Linked DNA regions of Mus musculus: region 2 is linked to region 1. Evidence: chromatin loops called from intact Hi-C (ENCODE). Cell type or tissue: heart. All regions are shown on one strand. Each heading gives the region's core, and the rest is flanking DNA. Links, peaks and the distances in the headings are about the cores only.

Evidence for each region. Hi-C counts contacts between places; a loop is a spot of excess contacts. Peaks named below come from ENCODE experiments on the same cell type or tissue, not always from the same donor. Only the 100,000 strongest peaks of a DNase experiment are listed, where the experiment ranks them.
Region 2: a loop joins it to region 1, with 3 times the contacts of the local background. A loop is called at or near these places in 1 of 42 quality-filtered maps.

The regions. Positions count from the first base shown.
Region 1 is chr7:35,378,795-35,381,696 of GRCm38, forward strand. Rhpn2 (rhophilin, Rho GTPase binding protein 2) reads left to right here. Exons shown (of 15, transcript NM_027897.4): 10 at 771-890; 11 at 2,543-2,737. Among named protein-coding and RNA genes, the nearest start is that of Faap24, 17 kb to the right of the region's middle. In heart, for the core only: a CTCF peak has its summit at 1,652; a DNase peak (open chromatin) is centred at 1,737; H3K4me3 peaks cover 652 bases; H3K27ac peaks cover 1,092 bases.
Region 2 is chr7:35,433,638-35,436,539 of GRCm38, forward strand. It overlaps Cep89 (centrosomal protein 89), which reads left to right. Exons shown (of 19, transcript NM_028120.3): 18 at 1,837-2,006. The region is part of intron 3 of Gm42378 (a long non-coding RNA gene); the gene reads right to left. Among named protein-coding and RNA genes, the nearest start is that of Gm42378, 14 kb to the right of the region's middle. In heart, for the core only: no CTCF peak of the experiment used is centred there; no DNase peak of the experiment used is centred there.

The sequences.
Region 1 (2,902 bases), core at 171-2,670:
GTTTGAGAATGACTGCTATCTTACTCACCCTGGGCCTGTCTTCTGTTTGAATAATGTCCTGCCACATGGTTGGGCTGTCTTCAGGCTCACAGTATACCTACCTCAGCCTCGCAGTGCTGTGTATAAGGCACACAGGCTACTTAATTCCTTCATTTTGGCATTTTAAAACTCATGGGTCCGGAGTGTATTCCCATCCTAAGCACCACATAGACACACTCGGCACTGATGATCACAGGGGCTGGGCAAGCGGCTTGGTAGCTAGGCTGCTTGCCTGGTGTGCGGAAGCTCTGGGTTCGGTCCACACCACTGAAAAAGCTGGCTGTGGTGGTATGTGCCTATAACCCTCACACTTAGAAGGTGGAGGCAGGAGGATCAGAAGTTTAAGGTTATCATCAACTACATAGTGTCAGGCCAGACTGAGCTACCAGAGACCCTATCTCCCTAATTAACACAAAAGACTTCTTCCCGGGAGAACGAAATAAAGGAGGAGAGTTATCAGAAGGTCTGCAGCCTCTGACAGGAATAGAGCGGTGCTAGAGGCTCCATAGAATGTTTAACTTGAGGGGAAAGTAAGAGGAGGTTGGTCCAGGGTCAAATCCTGAACCCCTACTATGTGTCCGGCTGTCTCCACTGGGAACAAAAGCTTAGAGCCTGGTAGTCTAGGCTTTGTCCTGGAGGCAAAAATAGCGTTTTGACATTGTTCAGATAGAATTCAGGTCTGGGGCACTGTCTCCATGGTGAGGGACTGTAACCTATTGCTGTCTTTGCAGTAAAGCCAGGCGCAGACGAGGACCACCAAGAGAAGTGTCTGTCCCAGCTCTATGACCGCATGCCAGAAGGGATGACGCCGCTGGCCACGCTGAAGAATGCTGGGCAGCGTGTGCTGCTGGGTGCGTGGTCCTGTCTGGGGCGGGGCATGGGGTGAGGGCGGGGCGGGGTGGGGCGGGCTCTGCTTGCTCCTCTGCTGTTCCTGCTCACACACAGCCCCAAGGTGGGGCTCCAAGAGAAAGCAGACCACCCAGCATTGAGAAACTGTGTGGGCTTTCCAGAGCTACGTTCTCATGGCTTCCTACCACAGCCCAGCCCTTAACTACCTCCTGACACTGTAGCTGTCCATAGTTGGCACTCGGCCACACTGCTGTGGAAACTGTTGTTGCTTCTCTTCTCTCCCTCCCCCTCTCCTCCCCTCCCCTTCCCTTCCCTTCCCCTTTCTTCTTTAAGACAGGTTACACTATGTAGCCCTGACTTGACGAAGCTGGCCTTGAACTCGAAGAGATCTGCCTGCCTTTAGTTTTCTTTCTCTTCAATTCATTTATGTGGCCATTCATTCCTTTTTGAGACAGCATAGGCCGCTCAGGCTTGCTGTGAGCTCCTGCCTCAGCTTCCTAAGTCTCTTCCTCCCCTCTTCCTTTCTCCTTTTTCAGAATTGGGCATTGAACAGAGGACCTCATATATGCTGGGCAAACACGTCACCACTAAACCCACCCCCTGTCTTTTTAAAAAATTTCTTTTCATTTCATTATTTCATTTTCATTTTCATTTTTAGTAAGCTGCCCAGCTCTGTAGCCCAGGCCAACCTTGAACTTGCCACCCCCCTGCTTCAGCTTCCCAAATGCTGGTGTGCCCTGGCTCCTAGCGTTGCTTTTATGCTTCACCAGTAGTGAGTGGCAGCTGGAAATGCAGAGTCCTGGTCTAGTTCTCTGCCAAGTGTTGATGAGAGAGGCTCTCCCTCTGGAGTGAGTTGGCTCTGCTTGGCATTCCCACCCGCCGTTCTTATCAGCGGATCACATGGCTCTGCTCTCAACTCCCATCTCACCACCCTAGCTGGAGTCACATCACCAGAGCTTACCGAACTCACGGTGGCTCGATTAAACCCCGCACAGCCCCATGAGATAGGCCTAGCATATCTTATAGCTGCTCTTCTCACTTCTGTCCCTGCAGACCCTGGCCACCTTAGTCCCCTGCTCACATCCTGACAGGCTCCTCCCTGGCCTTCCCAGCATGTATATGGTCAGCAGCGACCTTGCCCTGATCTGATTTATCTTTCTGTCCACCCTCCATCCAGTTGGAACCCACTTTCCTCGAAGACCTGGTTATGTTCCTGCCCCAGGGCCTTTGCACTTGTTTTTCTCTCAGGAACTTTCTCCTGTCATGTATCCCTAAGGCTCCTGCTTTACTTTGGAGCTCTGCTCAATGGTTAACCTAGCTGCTCAGCTGCTAGCACTTCACCTAGCATGCATGCAGCCCTGGGTGGGATCCCTTACACCACATAAACCAGGTATGGTAGAGTATGCCTGTGATCCCAGAACGAGGGAGATGGAGGCAGGAGGATCAACAGTTCAAGGTCAGCTTTGGCTACATAATAAGTTCGAGGCCAGCCTAGGGTATTTGAGAATAACACTCCCTCTACCCACTCTCAAAAAATAAAAGTTTCCTCATCAAATACAAAAACAAACAAAAAGGCCTGTTTGTTTGTTTGTTTGTTTTTAAGTCACTCAATCAGAAAGGCCTTTCTTGGTCTGAGAGCTGTTTCTCTCTGCAGGTAAAGGACATCTGCACCGGGCCATTGGTTTTCACGAGGAGTCACTGAGGGAGGCCAACCTGTGCAAGAAGCTGCGTGACATTCAGGTGCTCCGGGATGTGCTGTCTGCTGCCCATCAGCGCACTCAGCTCAAGCACACCCAGCACCGAGAGGATGACGACCTTCTGAACCTGATTGACGCTCCAGATGTCCTTCGTGAGTGCTGGGAACTGTCTAGTGCCCGGGAGCGTGGGGGCCACACAGCCTGTTTTTATTTGTCTATCTGGTATCTGGCAGGGTTCACGCAAGGCCTGCCCACCAGGTGCCTGGTTTTGTCAGGACTGGATCAGGGAGGGACCTAGTGCTACTACTCCTCTGTTG
Region 2 (2,902 bases), core at 258-2,757, 55 kb after region 1:
GTTCCTCCTGCCTTTGCCTCCTGAGTACTGGGATTAAAGGTGTACACCACCATCTCCTAGCCATTTTTTTTGAAATTTTTTACTTTTATGTTTATGAGTATCTTGTCTATATATATGCTTTTCCATCATGTGGGTGTCTGATCCTCTGATCATTCTTAGGCAAAGAATGGTTGTTAGCTGCCATGTGGGTACTAGGAATTGAACAATGGTTGTTAGCTGCCATGTGGGTACTAGGAATTGAACTCAGGTCCTTTGCAAGAGCAGCATGTGCTCTTAGCTGCTAAGCCACCTCTCCAGTTCCAAGATTTACTTTTAAAACTTTATTGTGTTTCTTGTCTCTCTGCGTGATACATGTATGCCTTGGTTGCATCCAGTATGAGTGGGTGTCAAATGACAACCTTGTAGACTTAGTTCTCTTCTAGCTTTATGCAGGTTTCCTAAGATCAAAGTCAGGCTTCAGGCGTCAGGCAGCAAGCATCTTTACCCACTGAGTCACCTCATCAGCCCCTCGGGTCATTTCTAAAACGGACGTCAGAGGTTTAGATACAGAGCGTCCATAGAATTGATACCCTAAAGTAGTCCTCACGATCAGTTTTCACAGCCCCTCTGCCTGGAGAGTTGGTTGAAGGCACGGGGAAGCGGCTCAATGCCTTAACTGATACACAAAAGGCACAGGGAATGCTTGAGGGCGAGCCACATTGAATGGAAGGTGATAAGCTGAGCTTTTACCTCTTTAGTTGCTATTGCTAGGGATTAGACCCAAAGCCTTTTGTGTGCTAGGCAAGCCCCGTGCCACTGAGCTATGTCCCAGCCCGAGCTGAGTGCTTCTAGGAGACTGCTTTGATAGTGTAGAACAGTGTTGACAGTGTGGGCATTGTTGCTTAAGTTGCCAGTTAATGGAAGGATTGCCCATGAAGAATGCAGATGTGGGGGCTGGGCATGTGGCTCCCTGGGTAGAGCTTGCCTAGCACTCCTGAGGCTCTGAGTTTGATCCTCAGCTCTGTATGGAGCTGGATTTGATGGTGCGCACCTGCAATCTCAACACTGGGGTAGGGAGATGGGGAGGTGGCCGATGGAGGCAGAAGGAGCCCAAGTTCAGTATCCCCTTTACCTACATGTGGAATTTGAAGCCAACCTGGGCTACATAAGGCTGTGCCTCAAAAACAAAACAAACAAAAAATTGGAGAAGAAGATTGGAGTAGATTAATTTGCAAAAAGCATCCTATTGGTTCTGTGATGCAGATATTTTATGTTTAATTTGCATTTTTAGCATACTACCCCTACAAAAATCAAACATAATATAGATTAGAAGTTTGGTTCTCCTTTTTAAGTTTTATTTCGTTTTTAATTATGTAAGTGTGTGTCTGTATGTGGGAATGTGCGTGTGAGTGCTGGTACCCTTAGAAGTCAGAAGAGGGTGTCGGTTACGGGAGCTGGAGTTACTGGTGGTTGTGAGCTGCCTGCATGGGTGCTGGGAGCTGAACTTGGGTCTTCTGTAAGAATTGCTCTAAACCACTGAGCCATCGCTCAGGTTTTTTTATACCCCAAATTCTTTTGTATCACTGTTTAATTTATGTTTTCTTGAGTCAGAGTCTCACTGTATCCCAGGTGGCCCCAAACTCATTTTTGCCTCTGTCTCCCCGTGCTGGGATCAAATCCAGGGCTTTGTGTGAGCGCCTGGCAAGCACTCTGCCTAAGCTGCAGCTGTACCTGGTCCTTCTGTCTCCTTAGATCCAGACTTGCCTCCCAGGTCAGCGCTGGCTGAGGCACACTCAGTCAGTAGGCTCTGACTTGCAAGAGGCCACACCCCTTGTTCACAGAGTCCCTCCCCTGCAGGGGTACAAGAAGCAGGCAGCACTGAAGCTGGGGGATATCCATCACCGCCTGAAGGAACAGCAGGAGGACTTTGCCGGCAAAGCAGCTCAGTACCAGAAGGAGGTGAAGCACCTACATCGGATGCTGCAGGAAAAGCAGGAGGTCCTGGATGAGGCGCTGCAGCAGAAAAGGTAAGTGCGGGAGCACCACGCCGGAGCACCACCAGAAGAGCCTGGGGCCTTCTCTGTCAGTCACACCCGTTCCTGTGAGCAGGGCCTCTCCCTGATCCTGGGGCTTGCATTTTCTCCGCTATGATGGAAGCCAGCCAGCCCCACGATCCGTTCTTCTGCCAACCTAAGAGCTCAAGTTATAAGTGTGTTTTGGGTGCCTGGCTTTTTATTTGGGGCTGGGATCCAAACTCCAGCCCTCATGATTGCACAACAAGCGCTTTTAAGTCACTGAGCCATCTCTCTAGTGTGTGCACACATGCGTGCATGCGTGTGTGTATATGTGTGTCTGTGTGTAGTGTATGTGTGTGTGTGCGTGTGCGTGTGTGTGTGTGTGCGTGTGTCTGTGTGTGTAGTGTGTCTGTGTGTAATGTGTATGTGTGCGTACATGCATGTGTGTGTGTCTGTGTGTGTGTGTGCGTGCGCGTGCGTGCGTGCTTCTCATTGCCTCCTGGCATGCTTGTGGAACTCAGGTTCAGTGGCGGTCAGGCGCTCTTGATACTTTGGTACTTGGTTCCTTTCAAAGTTTCTATCTGTTCACCGTCCTGGCTGACATTTCCCATGTTTTGTCGGTCTGTTTTGTGCTCAGAGTTTGTTTAAGTCTCTCTTCATCAGCGCCCAGTGTTGGGCTTCCCCAGCCCTGAGGCTTTGCTCCGGCAACATGAGCTTCATTTGCAGTTCTTAAGTTTGAGTCTTTGGTAAATCTGGCTTGTCATTTCTTTTCAAGTAAGTTCTTGGCCTTAGCAAATTTATTGAATGAAAAAAAGAAATAAAGAAAAGGCGTGACTGTTCCTGTGGTAGAGGAGAAAGTTTATTGTAGATACAATGGAGAGCAGAGCCAGGGGCAGACACATCTGGGA